2 separate regions of the Homo sapiens genome follow, and region 2 is linked to region 1. The links are chromatin loops, found by intact Hi-C in ENCODE. Cell type or tissue: heart left ventricle. All regions are shown on one strand.

What was found. Peaks named below come from ENCODE experiments on the same cell type or tissue, not always from the same donor. Only the 100,000 strongest peaks of a DNase experiment are listed, where the experiment ranks them.
Region 2: it touches region 1 in a loop (2.6-fold over the local background); 69 of 110 quality-filtered maps call a loop at or near these places.

The regions. Positions count from the first base shown.
Region 1 is chr20:35,881,051-35,889,050 of GRCh38, forward strand. All of the region lies in intron 9 of PHF20 (PHD finger protein 20), which reads left to right. It also overlaps the pseudogene RNU4-40P. Among named protein-coding and RNA genes, the nearest start is that of SCAND1, 69 kb to the right of the region's middle. In heart left ventricle, a CTCF peak has its summit at 3,393 (motif pointing left); DNase peaks (open chromatin) are centred at 3,371 and 5,791; H3K4me3 peaks cover 252 bases; H3K27ac peaks cover 1,414 bases.
Region 2 is chr20:35,731,693-35,739,692 of GRCh38, forward strand. RBM39 (RNA binding motif protein 39) reads right to left here. Exons shown (of 17, transcript NM_184234.3): 3 at 7,276-7,325; 4 at 249-443. Among named protein-coding and RNA genes, the nearest start is that of RBM39, 6.6 kb to the right of the region's middle. In heart left ventricle, no CTCF peak of the experiment used is centred here; no DNase peak of the experiment used is centred here; H3K4me3 peaks cover 2,344 bases.

The DNA.
Region 1 (8,000 bases):
TTTTTTTTTTTTTTTTTTTTCTGAGACGGAGTTTCTCGCTCTTGTCACCCAGGCTGGAGTGTAGTGGTGCGATTTCTGCTCACTGCAACCTTCGCCTCCTGGGTTTAAGAGATTCTCCTGCCTCAGCCTCCTGAGTAGCTTGGATTACAGGCACGTGCTACCATGCCCGACTAATTTTTGTATTTTTAGTAGAGGCTGGGTTTCACCATGTTGGCCAGGCTAGTCTTGAACTCCTGACCTCAGGTGATCCACCCACCTTGGCCTCACAAAGTGCTGGGATTATAGGCGTGAGCCACCGCACCCGGCCTCCCTAAGTACTTTTTAGAAAATCCCATATTTAATTAGCTGGGCATGGTGGTGTGCGCCTGTAATCCCAGCTACTTGGGAGGCTGAGGTGGGCGAATTGCTTGAACCCAGGAGGTGGAGGTTGCAGTGAGCTGAGATAGCACCACTGCACTCCAGCCTGGGCGACAGAGCAAGACTCTGTCTAAAAAAAAAAAAAAAAAGAAAAAGAAAAAAATATTCCATATTTCCTAAAGACAAGGACATTCTTCTACATTACCACAGTATAATTTTCAAAATCAGGACCTTCTTCAGACTTTATCAGTTTTTGCCTTTCACCCCATTTATGGCAGTCATCTTGTTTTTATTCTATATGCTTTTTTTGGGCAATTGAAAAAATATTCATAAATTTGAAAAGAACTCCAGAAATATACAAGGATAATTCAACTAACATTCTTGTCTCCCATAGTCCCATGGCCCACTACTGTTAGTATTTGGTCATGAGGGCCTCAGGGCCATACACTGGCCTGCAGGGCCCAGCTTCTTCTGGCCACCTGTTGCCTCACCTTCCTATTGATTCTGCTGCAGCCACATGGCCTCCTTGCTATCCTGCAGGCATAACTTACGGATTCTAGTTGAGTTCTTTAGTAATTGCAAACTATATTTTTGCTGCTGTTATATTAGAATAATTTTTAAATGTCATCTTGAAATAGAAATATTTATTTTAAGCACTCATGCAAAGGTAAATGAACACTTTTTAAATGTGTTCATTGCTTATTTTTTCCATAAGAATTGTAAACATTAAACTGAACAAATTACCCATAATGGTTTTGATTAATGACTTAAGAGCAAGCTGGTTTGGCCAGACAGTGTACCCAAACTTTTATATACCATAGAATGTTATTACACTTGTGAAATTCTCTTGTCTAACCTGAATTTACATTCCATGGTGGTTACATGGTATATGTATTGTTACACTCCTACCTCTGGGCCTTGTTCAAGCACACTTTTATTGAGTACTTTTTATCCCCAGCCAGAGCAAGTAGATCCATTGGGAACATATCAGTAATGTGATGGGTAATATTTATTTATGTATTCATTCATTTATTTGTTTGAGAAGGGTTTTGCTCTGTCATCCAGGCTGGAGTGTAATGGCATGATCATAGCTCACTGCAGCCTCAACCTCCTGGGCTTAAGCCATCTTTCCACCTCAGCCTGCTGAGTAGCTAGGACTACAGACATGTGGCACCAAGCCTGGCTAATTTTTAAATTTTTTGTGGAGACAGGGTCTAGATATATTGACCATGCTAGTCTTGAACTCTGGGCCTCCGCCTTGGCCTCCCAAAGTGGTGGGATTGGAGGTGTGAGTCACTATGCCCAGCCCTATCTTCTTTCACAATTACATATAATTAGGCCAGGCACAGTGGCTCAAGTCTGTAATCCCAGCACTTTTGGAGGCCAAGGCAGGCAGATCACCTGAGGTCAGGAGTTGGAGACCAGCCTGGACAACATGGCAAAACCCTGTTTCTACTAAAAATACAAAAGTTTAGCCAGGTGCGGTGGTGTGTGCCTGTAGTCCCAGCTACTCAGGAGGCTGAGAGAGGAGAATTGCTTGAGCGTGGGAGGCGGAGGTTGCAGTGAGCCAAGATCACGTTATTGCACTCCAGCCTGGGTGACAGAACGACACTCTGTCTCAAAAAAAAAAAAAAAAGAAAAAAGAAAAAGAATATAATTAGCTAGGCATTGTGGCACACGCCTGTAGTCCCAGCTACTCGGGAGGCTGACATGGGAGGATCTCTCTAAGCCCAGGCATTCGGTGTTGCAGTGAGCTATGATCCTACCACTGCACTCCAGCCTTGACAACAGAGTGAGACCCTGTCTCTGGAAAAACAAAAACAAAAACAATTACGTATAATTTATTTCATTGTATGGATGTTCCATAATTTATTTACCTAGCCCCTGCTGAAAGATATTTAAGTTCTTTCTAACTTTTCCCTATTAATTCTCCCTGTTTTACAGACAAAGAGCCTAATATTTGGCATGAAGGAGTGAGTTAGCTAGAGTGGCACACTTCCTAATGGTCAGTATTGTAGAGGTTGGTAAAATTAAATTAAATTTTTGTTTGAGACAGGGTCTCACTCTGTCATCCAGGCTGGAATGCAGTGGCGCTGTCACGGCTCACTGCAGTGTTGACTTCCAGAGCTTCAGTGATCCTCCCCACTGTTCAGCCTCCTAAATCATTGGGACCACAGGCACTCGCCGTCACTCCTGGCTAATTTTTGTATTTTTTGTAGAGACAGGGTTTTGCCATTTTGCCCAGGCTGGTCTCAAACTCCTGAGCTCAACCGATCCACTTGCCTCGGCTTCCCAAAGTGCTGGAATTACAGGTGTGAGCCAGTGTGTCTGGCCCAGAGTCTGTAACTGTTGTTTTCCTGCTGAGTGCCTAATTCCATCTGATAAGATGCTGGGTGCTATATAAATCAAGTGAAATGAACAGAGTCCCTGCCTTTAGGGGCATTGCACAGTATGTGATGCAAACTTCTGCTCTCGGGGCACTCATTAAAGCAGTGTGTACACTCAGAGTAAGAGGCTTAGTAGGGTGGCTAGATTTGGAGGGTGGTGTGTGGTACAAGTGATGTCAGTACTCCAGGACTGGGTGGTGCCTTTTGAATTCTTTGAGTTGTGGAAAATGTCTTGATCTGGAAACTGAATGGTGTTTCTGGTGTTTCTTTGGAAACATAGGTTTAGTGGTGTGAGTACAGGACGATCCAGAAAGATTGCTGGGGGAAAGGGAGGTTGTTGAGAACTCATTCACCAGGAATGTATTAACGTAAGTAAGCGGAAATAGGGCGGGACCATGACCATCTTCAGAAGCATCCAGCCAGGTCCCTGGAAGCTGGGATGCTGCGTTAGTCACTGTTTAGTGTTGCTTTCCTGAGTCGGTGCCATAGTCTTGCGTTTTTAAACCGAGATGGAGTCACAATCTGAGAAATTGGTGTGAAGGAGGCTCATGGGCAGCAGGAGGAGGAGGAGCTGGGAGGGCAACACATCTAGTCTAGGGCTAGCTGTTCCAACCTAACTCTGGCATTTGGGGCAGCTCTGCCACCTTGTGGAATGAGTGCTCAGTGATTTCTGTGGGGGCTGAGTGCAGAGATCTGCATTCCAGGGGCTAGCCTTGAAATGTTCACCAGGACTATATGTCGGTGTGGTTCCTTTCCTTCCACTTGAGTATTTGTGGCTTCAAAGTATTTTTCCTACGTATGTAGATGCATATTTTTTCCTGAATATATTTTTAGGAAGTTTTTATTTTGAAATAATTTAGACTTATACATCTATGTAGCATGGGTTAAAAGAATGACAAAAAATAATTTCAGATTTATAAAAAAGTTGCAAAAATAGCAAAAAGATTTCCCTTATACCTTTCCCTATGTTGGAAAATATAGATTCCCCAATTGCTAGCAATTTACCATGTTAGCTTTATTATTCTCTCCCAGATTTTATTTTATTTCATTTTTTGAGATGGATTCTCACTCTTTCGCCCAAGCTGGAGTGCAGTGATGAGATCTTGGCTCACTGCAACCTCCACCTCCTGGGTTCAAGCAATTCTCCTGTCTCTGCCTCCCGAGTAGCTGGAATTACAGGCACACGCCACCACGCCTGGCTAATTTTTTTTGTACTTTTAGTAGAGATGGAGTTTCACCATGTTGGTCAAGCTGGTCTCGAACTCCTGACCTCAAGTGATCTACCCACCTTGGCCTCCCAAAGTACTGGGATTACAGGCATGAGCCACCATGCCCAGCCCTCTCCCAGATTTTTTAATGTAGTTTTTGAATTGTTTGAAAATAAATTGCAGACCTTTAGCCCTGAATATTTCAGTGTGTATTTCCTGAAAACAAGGACATCCTCTTTCATTCCCACAATATAATCAAAATCAACACCTTTTAAAAACTTTGCCATTTGTTCTAATAATGTTCTTTGTGGAAAAAATGGGGGTAAATTTTTTTTATTTCTGGTCAAGATCCAATCCAGATACACACGTTGAATTCAGCTGTCATATTTCTTTTGTCTTCTTTAATCTGAAACAGACCTTCAGTCTTCTACTTTTTTTACTGGAGTGGGGGACAGGGGAATAAGCTTTTTTTTTTTTTTTTTTTTTTTTTTTTTTTTTACTTTTTAAAAATGAGATCTTCAGTTTTTGTCTTTTATGACCTTGACATTACATTTCTGAATATGATATCCCTCAATTTGGGTTTTTCTGATGTATCCTCATAATTTGATTTGGGTTATTCACTTTCCACAGAAATACCACGTAAGTGATGTTGTGACCTTTTCAGGTGCATTCTATCAGGAAGCACATGAAAACCTGTTTGTCCCATTTACTGGTGACATTAACTTTTATCACTTACCTAAGGTAGTATCTACCAGCTTTTTCTACTATAAAGCTGTTATTACCCCCTTTATAATGAATACATTTCTTGTGAGAGAAACATTGAGACTATGTAAATATCTTATTTCCTCATCAAACTTTCACCCATTATTTTAGCATCTACTGGTATTTCTTGCCTGAAACAATTTTTACTGTGATGGCTGCCAAATGGTGATATCTAACTTTCATCATTCTTTCAACATGTATTAGTTTATATTCTGCCTTAGGGGGGTTTAATCTCACTTCTTTCCTTCCTTTCCTTGTTTGTTTATCTGCATGGGCTCATGGATTCTTATGTCGTTCTATGGGTTATAATCTGTTTCTATCATTATTTATTTTAATGCCAAAAAATTATAATCTTGAGATTATGTCAGTAAATACTTTTTTTTTTTTTTTTTGAGACAGAGTCTCACTCTGTTGCCCAGGCTGGAGTGCACTGATGAGATCTCAGCTCACTGCAACCTCCGCCTCCTGGGTTCAAGTGATTCTCCTGCCTCAGCCTCCCAAATAGCTGGGATTACAGGTGCCCACCACCATGCCCAGCTTTTTTTTTGTAGCTTTAGTAGAGACTGGTCCAGGCTGGTCTTGAACTCTTGACCTCAAGTGATCCGCCTGCCTCACCCTCCCAAAGTGTTGGGATTACAGGTGTGAGCCACTGTGCCTGGCCTTCGCTAATCTTTGATTGCTTTTTGATGCTTCAAGCTGAAAAAATTATTCCTTCATAGACATGAAAAATATTTTATTCATTATATTATGTGAAATATATATCAAAAAGGTATCAAACTGCTGGGCCACATGGCGTGATTGCCGACAAGAATAGCAACTGTGTTGGGCCTTGGTCCTGAGGGAACACATGACAATGAGAAGTGGCTCTTTTCCCCTGGCTGGAGAAGTGACAAATAACAGGATCCAGGAGCAGATGTTAAGTGCTGATGATGAGGTAGAGCAGATAGTCATTTGTGGCAGGAATTGATGGCATGTGGTCCCTGAGAGCCAGGGCCATCTGGATGTCTTTCTGTTTGTGGAGTGAGCTGGGTCTGGATGGAAGTGAAGACTTGGCTGAGCCAGGGAGGAATGGCAGGAAGAGGGCACAGGCCAAGCAGGGGTGTGAACTGCGAGAGCATGAAGCAGTTGCTGGAGCAGGAGCTGAGGCCTCCTTATGGATGAATGGGAGGTGCGTTTGGAAGCAAGATGCCACTATTGGAGTGACGTGGGCCTTGAATGCCAGACTGAGCATTGCCAGCCAGACGGAATATCACCATCATCATAATCTAATCATAGTCATCCAGTTGTGAGGTCATCTGATACTGGCAATGGGTACACAAAATATTAAATAGGATATTTATTTCTAAGCCAAATTTCAGAAAACAATTTACAAACTTTTTTTAAAGTATAAACATAGTGTATGCTTACTATAAAAGGAAAAGTATAAAACATTACTCAAGTATATATAGAAAATGAGTGGGCTGCTGATCCCCCTCTATATTATCTATTGCTGTGTGACAGTATTACCACAAATACAGTAGCTGAAACAACACATTTGTTTTCTCACAGTTTCTGTGGGTGAGGAGTTCAAGCATAGCTTGGTCCTCTGCAAGCTTACAATCCAAGGGTTGGCTCAGGCTGTATTCTCATCTGAGCACTCTACTGGGGAGGGTTTCAGGCTTACCTGATGGTTGGCGGCATTCAGTCCTTCTAGACTGTCAGACTGAGGGCCTTGGTTTTTGCTGGTGCACTCAGTTCCTTGCTTCATATAGAGTAGCTCACAATGTAGCAGCTTGTTTCACTAAGACAGCAAGGAAGAGTGTTTCCTAGTAAGACAGACACTGTAGTCTTACCTAATACAATCATGAAAGTGACATACTGTCTCCTTCGCCATATTCTGTTAGAGACAGGTTACAGCTTTGCCCAGTGGCAGTATCCTAGCCAATGAGGTTTATCTGAGGCATGATTATTAAAATAATTGAAAATTTTCCCAATACACCAAAGTGACAACTTACAACATAGGTTGGCAATGGCAATTTTTGACATGTCTACAAAGACTGAATTAAAAAAAAAAAAAAAAAAAAGAAGAAGTTACAGGTTCTGCCCACACTCAAGAGGAAGAGATTATATCAGGGCGTGAATACCAGGAGGCAGGGATTATTAGGAAACATTTTAGGGTTTAACTCCACACCCTCCCCCGAAAATAGATAAAGAAAACACTGCTTAGGGTTACCTTTTTTTTTTTTTTTTTTCTGAGACAGAGTTTCGCTCTTGTTGCCCAGGCTGGAGTGCAATGGTGCGATCTCGGCCCACCGCAACCTCCGCCTCCCTGGTTCAAGCAATTCTCCTGCTTCAGCCTCCTGAGTAGCTGGGATTATAGGCTTGCACCACCATGCCCGGCTAATTTTGTATTTTTTAGTAGAAATGGGGTTTCTCCATGTTGGTCAGGCTGGTCTCCAACTCCCGACCTCAGGTGACCCACCCACCTTGACCTCTCAAAGTGTTGGGATTACAGGTGTGAGCCACCACGCCTGGCCTAGGGTAACCATTATTAAAAGCAAAATTTGTGGACCATTTTTCTCTGCACATACCAAAGTATAGTAGTAATTTAGGAACAACAAGAGCAAAGGGTGACTGTTGAGATTTTGAGCCTGGATGCCCAGGAGAGAGCTCTGTGCTTTTTCTTGATTCCTCCTAACAATAATTTGTTAAACAGGAGGGAGAGGACAGAGCAGGTAAATGATAATATCAGTAACTACTTGGAAATAGTGATTTTCATACTGCTTTTAAAAGAGGAATAAACTGGTTTCAGTAGATGACCTTATCCCAAGAGTAATTGAGTTCCCCCTCACTTTTGAACCAGCAACTTTAAGATTTAATTTACAATATTTTCTTCTGGGCATGGTGGCTCATGCCTGTAATCCCAGCACTCTGGGAGGCTGAGGCAGGAAGATCACTTGAGCCAAGGAGTTGGAGATCAGCCTTGGGCAACATAGGGAGACCCTCATCTCTTTTTTTTTTTTTTTTAATTAATAATTTACATGTCTTCTGCCCTCTGTCTCTGAGTAACTGCTCTCATGTTGACAAGAACCATATTAGTATGCTAAGGGTGGATGATGTCACTTAGTGGTGTCACCAGCTGCTGCCATGTATGTTCTAAATGAACTGTCCTCCCATAGGGGAATACATACCTGTGTGTGAGACTGGGATTTATGTAGACTTTGGCCCAGCAGGCCCATTTGACAACCAGTGGCCCTCTTAGTTTCTTTTTTTTTTTTTTTTTTTTTTTTTGAAATGGAGTCTCGCT
Region 2 (8,000 bases), 150 kb before region 1:
TACAATTTAGAAACTCTGATAGTTTAACAGAAAATAGTCAGTATGCCTAGTAAAAGCAAATTTTTACTTATTTGTCTATGCACTGTATTTTCACTTTACTAGTATTCAATGCCAATATCCTTAATTCAATACTTTTTAACCAATCATTAAAAAAATAAAAATTCACAATTCAAATCACTCAAGTTAAACTGCCATCTGAATACCCAGAGAATAACCCTCAAACCAAAATCATAACTATAGTTACATACTAAGGACTTCTGTAGCGGCCTCTAAATCTTCGATCTCGACTTCTTGAGCGGCTCCGTCGCCTCTCTTTGCTTCTACTTCGCTTTCTTTCACGGCTTTTGCTCTTTTTCCTTTCTCTGTCTCTACTTCGCTTCCGTTCCTTACTTTTGCTTCTCTTTCGTTCATGACTACGACTTCTGCTCTTGCTTTTTTTCCTCCTGAGAAGAAAAAAACTCGCCATTATCATGCTGGCTTAAGAACCCACCAAAATATACTACCTTTTATGGCCAGAATCATTTTTTCATCCTTTCATAAATTTCTTTGGCTAGTTTTACTATGATACAATGGTACATAATCATACTTAAAAAAAAAAAAAAATCCTGTAATCTCAGCACTTTGGTAGGCCGAGGCAGGCAGATCACAAGGTCAGGAGTTCAAGACCAGTCTGGCCAATGTAGTGAAACCCCGTCCCTAATAAAAATACAAAAATTAGCCGGGCATAGTACCGTGCGCCTGTAGTCCCAGCTACTCGGGAGGCTAAGGCAGGAGAATTGCTCAAACCCGGGAAGCGGAGGTTGCAGTGAGCCAAGATCCCGCCACTGGTACTCCAGCCTGGGCGACAGAGTAAGACTCTGTCTAAAAAAATTGCTACGTATAGTAAACAATATCCCTTTTGCCTTATATTAACATTACTGAAAATCAGCAGACAAGACATTATTTGAAAGACACCATCCTCTAAGAGTAGAACTGCAATTATCTCCTGAGAGTTAGCTATAGCTTTAACAAGCAAAAGGGCTTGTTGGCAAATACAAATCAAAATGTGAACCTTTAAATAGTTTGTCATACAACAGGCCAACAAAAGCATTACTGTAATCCACAAAATAAATTAATAAAACAAACTTACAATAGAATATTTTCACATTCAAGTACTAGTACTGGTTCATTTATAAAAATTTTCATCAAATATAGTAATTTACCATTAAGTCAATTTTGCCCCCATTTACATATGGAAATATTTAACACGTTCAAAGGGTCACATAGACATCAACATTTTGGTTTTCATGGGCAAAACCGTAATGACAAAGGACAATAAGAACTAATGCAGGCCAGTGCAGTGGCTCACGCCTGTAATCCCAACCCTTTGGGAGGCCGAGGCAGGCAGATCACTTGAGGTCAGGAGTTTGAGACCAGCCCGGCCAACACGGTGAAATCCCCTCTCTACCAAAAATACAAAAATTAGCCAGGCCTGATGGTGCATGCCGGTAATCACAGCTACTTGGGAGGCTGAAGCAAGAGAATTGCTTGAACCCGGGAGGTGGAGGTTGCAGCAAGCTGAGACCATGCCATTGCACTCCAGCCTGGGCAAAAAGAGCAAAACACCATCTCAAAAAAAAAAAAAAAAACCCAACTCCAAGTGCGGTGGCTCACACCTGTAATCTCAGCACTTTGGGAGGCTGAGGAAGGCAGGTCACCTGAGGTCAGGAGTTCAAGACCAGCCTAGTCGACACGGTGAAAACCCATCTCTACTAAAAAATGCAAGAAGTAGTGGGTCGTGGTGGCACAGGCCTGTAGTTCCAGCTACTGTGGAGGCTGAGGCAGGAGAATCGCTTGAACCTGGGAGGCAGAGGTTGGAGTGAGCCGAAATCATGCCACTGTACTCCAGCCTGAGCAACAGAGCAAGACTGTCTCCAAAAAAAAAGAAAAAGAAAAAGAACTAACGCATTAAAATACAATTTGACATTCCTAGACTTTAATGTGACCATTTCAAATACTTCCTAAAGTTACAATGAATACACCAGAAAATGGAGTATGCCATTTTTAAGCCAGTTTATAGAAACCTGTGGGATGCAATCAAAACCAATGATCAACTTGACCTTCACAGACCTTTTTAAAATCTCTAACTAAAAACCAAAAAAGCCAAACATATCTTTCTGCTCACTTCCGTAGTCTTCACAGTATACCACCCATTCATAATTAAATCTTATAATCTATACCTCTGTGTCATCACCCAAATTTTAGAGGTGCCTTCAGATATTTCAATATAAATTGAAAGACATTTCAAAATCAGTTTATTCCACGAAAATGTCTATTTGTAGTGGCTTAATGATTAAACATTTTGACAATTCTGTATCATTATCTGGATATGTAATTGTTTATTCCTTATCAAAGCAAAGTTACATATCACAAGAGCAACTGAGGTCTGCCTCAGAGAACCTGTAAGCAGGTCATCTTTAGAGTGCATTGAAAATAGAAAATGAAGACACCCACCTTCTGGAATCTTGAAACCCACACTCCAATCACAAGGAGATGTAGAGCTTTCCAAGGAGGCAGAAAGTTTGTCTAAAATTTCAAGATAATCCACCTGACTGTCAGAAATGTATATGCTAGGTAGCACATGACAGAAAATTAGGCTACACTCATTATTTATATAGAACTCATCAAAGCCATGCCCAGATGGGCAATAGGTAACACTCCAATTTTGTTGCCTAAGAAACCTAACACTATCTCTGTGACACTATTCCAACTATAGAACTCTGAGATTTCTAAAACCAAAAGTCCTAAATATATTCAATTAGGGAACAAGGTAAAAAGTAACTCCATCCCCCTCAAAAACAAAGTTTTTGTTCTGCTCTAGATGGGCTATAGCAAGAGAGGCAACCAACCTATTTACCTCTCATAGGACCCAAAACTTATTCTGCCAAAAGAAAACACTTGAAAATTGGAGAGCTAATTTTAACTTAAGGTCTTCTAGGACTTTTTGTAAACAAGTCCTCACCCACATCTGAAGGCAACCCCAGGCAGGTAAAAAGACAGCAACATACTAAGACATTCAGAAAATACAATCTTTTGCATAAAAGCCCAGAGAAAACTACAAGGGTGCAAGAAACCAGTATATTTCCAGCTTCAAAGAGCATTTATTACATTAACTAAAGAAGGGTTATCGAAATCCACACTAATAGTCAAATCCTGTTACAACTTAAAAGGGACTTTCCAAAGTCTTTAATGGCAGTGAAATTTTGTACTGAACATCACTGAAGTAAATGGTCCACTGGGCTGGGCCTTTGGACTTTTTGGTTATATGGCCTCTGCAGTAAAGGTGTTTTGCTATAACTGGATTTGACCTCTTCCATGTAAGAAGATCTAAATTTTTAATGCAAAGTATTCTGGAAAATAAGAAAAAAAATAGAAAAGTCATTTATTCCAAAATTTATAGATAATCCACACCACAGTAGCCAATATATTTCAACTGTGTCATTTTAATGTTATCTTTTATTGAGTAATTCTCTAAAGAGCTTAACGGAATGGACGCTGATTTAGACTTTGCAAAACTGGTTACTTTAACAAATAATATTCCCATGAGGGCAAGCTCAAGCACTTAGGATGCATACCTTGACATATGCAAAAACTCAGGTTTACAGCTCTTCAGAAAATAGGTTGACAACCAGTCTGTGTCACAATAACTTTGTTCCTTTTACTATTCTAGGATACTATGAAGTGTATGTTAAGAATCAGAATTATACAATTAAAAAAATTTATACTCAGTCAACTGTTTCTCAGAACATGCCATTTTTCTACTACCTAACAAACTATAGCTCAATGTGGCTTTTAAGACAATGAAGTTTTAGAATGAAAAATGCAACACGGCACTTTCCTTTGGTTAAGAAATTTAATTTAGTACTAAAGGTTTAAAGCAGAGTGTTCTGTATGTTTTATATCTATTCCTAAATACAAAAATTTTCTTCCAGGTAACTTTAAAATTAATTTGAAACATAAAGTTCCTTCAGAAAATCAAGAGTCCTGATTGAACAAGGGAATCATTTATTTATCACCTATAATTGACGAGAAGTCTGACTGGAAAGTATTTTAAGATTACCAAAGTGTTTTGAAAGGATCTTCCCTTAGACAATCTCATGGTTAAAGAAAATTGTCCATTCTCCTATTTAGTCCTGTGGTTCTCTACATTAGACAAAGGCCACCGAATATCACACATGGAGAACTTGATGCTCAGCTTCCTTGTAAAAGCTTGTAGCCTTAATCAGCTTATACACAGGATAAAAACAAGTAGACACCGGAGATGACCTTAGTGGCAAAAAGCGACATGAGACAATGGTACAGTAACGAAGGTCTGTACCCAAAAGTGTACGTTCTTATCCTTCTGGCACTTGAAGCGAAATCTTTAGCCACTCGGCCTGACACCTAAATTGGATAATTTATGTCAATTTATATGGATACACCTTCCTGGGTTTTCTTTTGATTAGAGAATTGCAAAACAAAAACATTAGGAAACCATTACTGTGGCAGAAAGTCTAAAACCAGATGACATAAACCATACCTCTGGTTGGTTGCATCAGATCCCACATCAAGACTAAACCCAACCTGATCCCCACAATTTCTTGTGATTGGTGAGGAACTATAAATGACTCCCATCCAAGCTTATACCAGAAAAAAGGAGCACATTTTCTACAAATTATATCATTTTTAATCCATTACCACATTATTTTAGGGGAACTACAAAAAAAAAAAATAGTGGCTTAACAAGCCCTGAATAACATTATATATTTTCTCATCTGTTTTATGAAATTTTATCAACCTACCTAACACAGTTGTAGTGAGAAAGACTGACATACTTACTATGAAGCATTTAGGGATCTTAGGAGGAAAAGAGCCAAAAAGAAATCAAATAAATGGCTATTTTTCTCTCGTTTTTCATTAACATAAGGTCGTAAGTATGACAGATTTTTATGTTTGTTTGAGACGGAGTCTCGCTCTGTCTCCAGGCTGGAGTACAATGGCATAATCTCAGCTCATTACAACCTCTGCCTCCCAGGTTCAAGCGATTCTCCTGCCTCAGCCTCCCGAGAGTAGCTGGGACTACAGGCGTGCACCACCACGCCCAGCTAATTTTTGTATTTTTAGTAGAGACGGGGTTTCACCATGTTGGCCAGGATGGTCTCGATCTCCTGACCTTGTGATCCACCCGCCTGAGCCTCCCAAAGTGCTGGGATTACAGGTGTGAGCCACCACGCCAAGCCCAGACTTTTTTTTTAAGACGGAGTCTCAGTTGGGTCCATGTCTCACGCCTGTAATCCCAGCACTTTGGGAAGCCAAGGCGGGCGGATCATGAGGTCAAGAGATGGAGACCATCCTGGCCAACATCGTGAAACCCTGTCTCTACTAAAAACACAAAAATTGGCTGGGCATGATGGCTCACGCCTGTAATCCCAGCACTTTGGGAGGCCAAGGCAGGTGGATCACGAGGTCAGGAGTTGAAGACCAGCCTGGCCAGGATGGTGAATCCCCATCTCTACCAAAAGTACAAAAATTAGCCAGGTGCGGTGGCAGGCACCTGTAATCCCAGCTGCTCGGGAGGCTGAGGCGGAAGAATCGCTTAAGCCCGGGTGGCAGAGGTTGCAGTGAGCCAAGACTGCGCCACTGCACTCCAGCCTGGGCAACAGACTGAAACTCCATCTCAAAAAAAAAAAAAAAAAAAAATTAGCCAGGCGTGGTGGCAGGAACCTGTAATCCCAGCTACTCGGGAGGCTGAGGCAGGAGAACTGCCTGAACCCAGGAGGCAGAGGTTGCTGTGAGCTGAGATCGTGTCATGGCGCTCCAGCCTGGGTGACAAAAACGAAACTCTGTCTCAAAGAAAAAATAAAGACAGAGGCTGGGCACGGTGGCTCACACCTGTAATCCCAGCACTTTTGGAGGCCAAGGCAGGCGGATCACAAGGTCAATTCTGGCTAACACAATGAAACCCTGTCTCTACTAAAATTACAAAAAATTAGCCAGGCATGGTGGCAGGCGCCTGTAGTCCCTGCTACCTGGGAGGCTGAGGCAGGAGAATAGCATGAACCCAGGAGGCGGAGCTTGCAGTGAGCAGAGATCACACCACTGCACTCCAGCCTGGGCAACAGAGCAAGACTCCGTGTCAAAAAAAAAAAAAAAAAAAAAAAGGCCAGGCGCGGTGGCTCACACCTGTAATCCCAACACTTTGGGAGGCCACAGCAGGAGGATCATGAGAGGTCAGGAGATGGAGACCATTCTGGCTAACACGGTGAAACTCCCTCTCTACTAAAAATAAAAAAAAAATTAGCCAGGCGTGATGGCGCGCGCCTGTAGTCCCAGCTAATCGGAGGCTGAGGCAGGGGAATCACTTGAATCTGGGAGGCAGTGGTTGCAGTGAGCCGTGATAGAACCACTGCACCCCAGCCTGGGCGACACTGCCAGACTCCATGTCAAAGAAAAAAAAAAAAATCAAAGAATCACTTGAACCCAGGAGGCGGAGGTTGCAGTGAGCCCAGACTGCGCCACTGCGCTCCAGCCTGGGCTACAGAGCAAGACTCCGACTCACAAGAAAAGAAAAAAAAAAAGTGGATCTCATCATATCTGTTACCTAAGACTTTTCGTACACTGTTTTCTGTACTAGTCTATAGCAGAGTTCTATTGAGTCACTCATCTTACCCAAATAAAGTGTACAGATATATTCATAATTTCCAAAATCCCCACCCTGTTAAGTCTAGAGTTTAAAAGGCCTAAGATAATGAAAGCCACCTTTAGAAGTACTTAAGTACCTGTTCCATCACTTCCAAAAGGGCCTCTGAGCAGCAAGTTGCAGAAATAATTCACAGCTTTGACTCCTTCGGCACTTTAGGGCAAACAATACTTTCCATGGCCTAGTTATCACCTAATTTAACTCTTTCTACCTTTTAAGATCAATGGATATATAACAGTTTTATCAGTAAGATAACCAAATATCAAACCAAAGTTAACAAATTTAAAACAAGACAACCTCTAATACAGAACTTGTCACCAGATTGTCATGATGGACTTGGAGGGGAAGGTATCTGAAACTATATTCTGAAATCTAAGCAAAAAAATCCACAGTTCCTCCAAGAGTTTGTCTCAAAAGGCAAAGAACCAATTTTCTAAAAGCAGCAAAGAAAAGCTTCAGAAGAGAATTTTGTATACTTTAGCCACAGGAACACAACTTAAGGTCTAAAACCACAAAAAAGCTCACCACCCTCCCCCAAGCCCCTTCTTAAAACTCACTTTTTGCTACGTTCTTCATGGCCGTTGGCACTGCTCAACTTGTTCTCATCCTAAGCAGGGTTGATAGAAGAACATCATGAGGACGAAGTGGTAACATTTCAAGTTGTCAAAGGGTAAAGGGAACAGGAATAAGAAAATACAAAACAATTTTAAAACTAATTATTTACTTATAGTTTAACATGGAAGGCTATAAAAAAATTTAGATGGGTATGTGTTTAACCACTTTGTTGCTTACATTTAAGTCATCAAGATACAAAAATAAAAAAATTTTCCATATTAACATGTTAAATTTTACTTTCTTATATAGTTTAGATATTAAAAGTTATCCAGATTTACAATGTTGAAGTGGTTAAATATAATTTCCATAAAACATGAAGTCCTGTTTTGAGTTTTATTCCATGTGCTATGGTCCCTTTGGTCAGTACCATGGCTCTATTTCTGCCTAAGCCCCAAGTGGCCATGCTAGCAGCCAGCCACTATCGATTTCCTGTGACCGATGCCATTCCTGAGATCTTCGCCCATTTCCGTTGGAGGGTTGGGACTGTAAGAGCTTGATGCCACCTCTGTCACACATCTCGCCCTGAAGCAAACAGGGATTCACACTGCTTTAGTAATGTTGACTCCCAAGAACCCAAGAAAGTCAATTAATAATCCACCAAGTCCAGCCTAAACATTTCCTACTTCCATACCTGTTTACATGGAATTACATCCATGTTAAAAAAAAC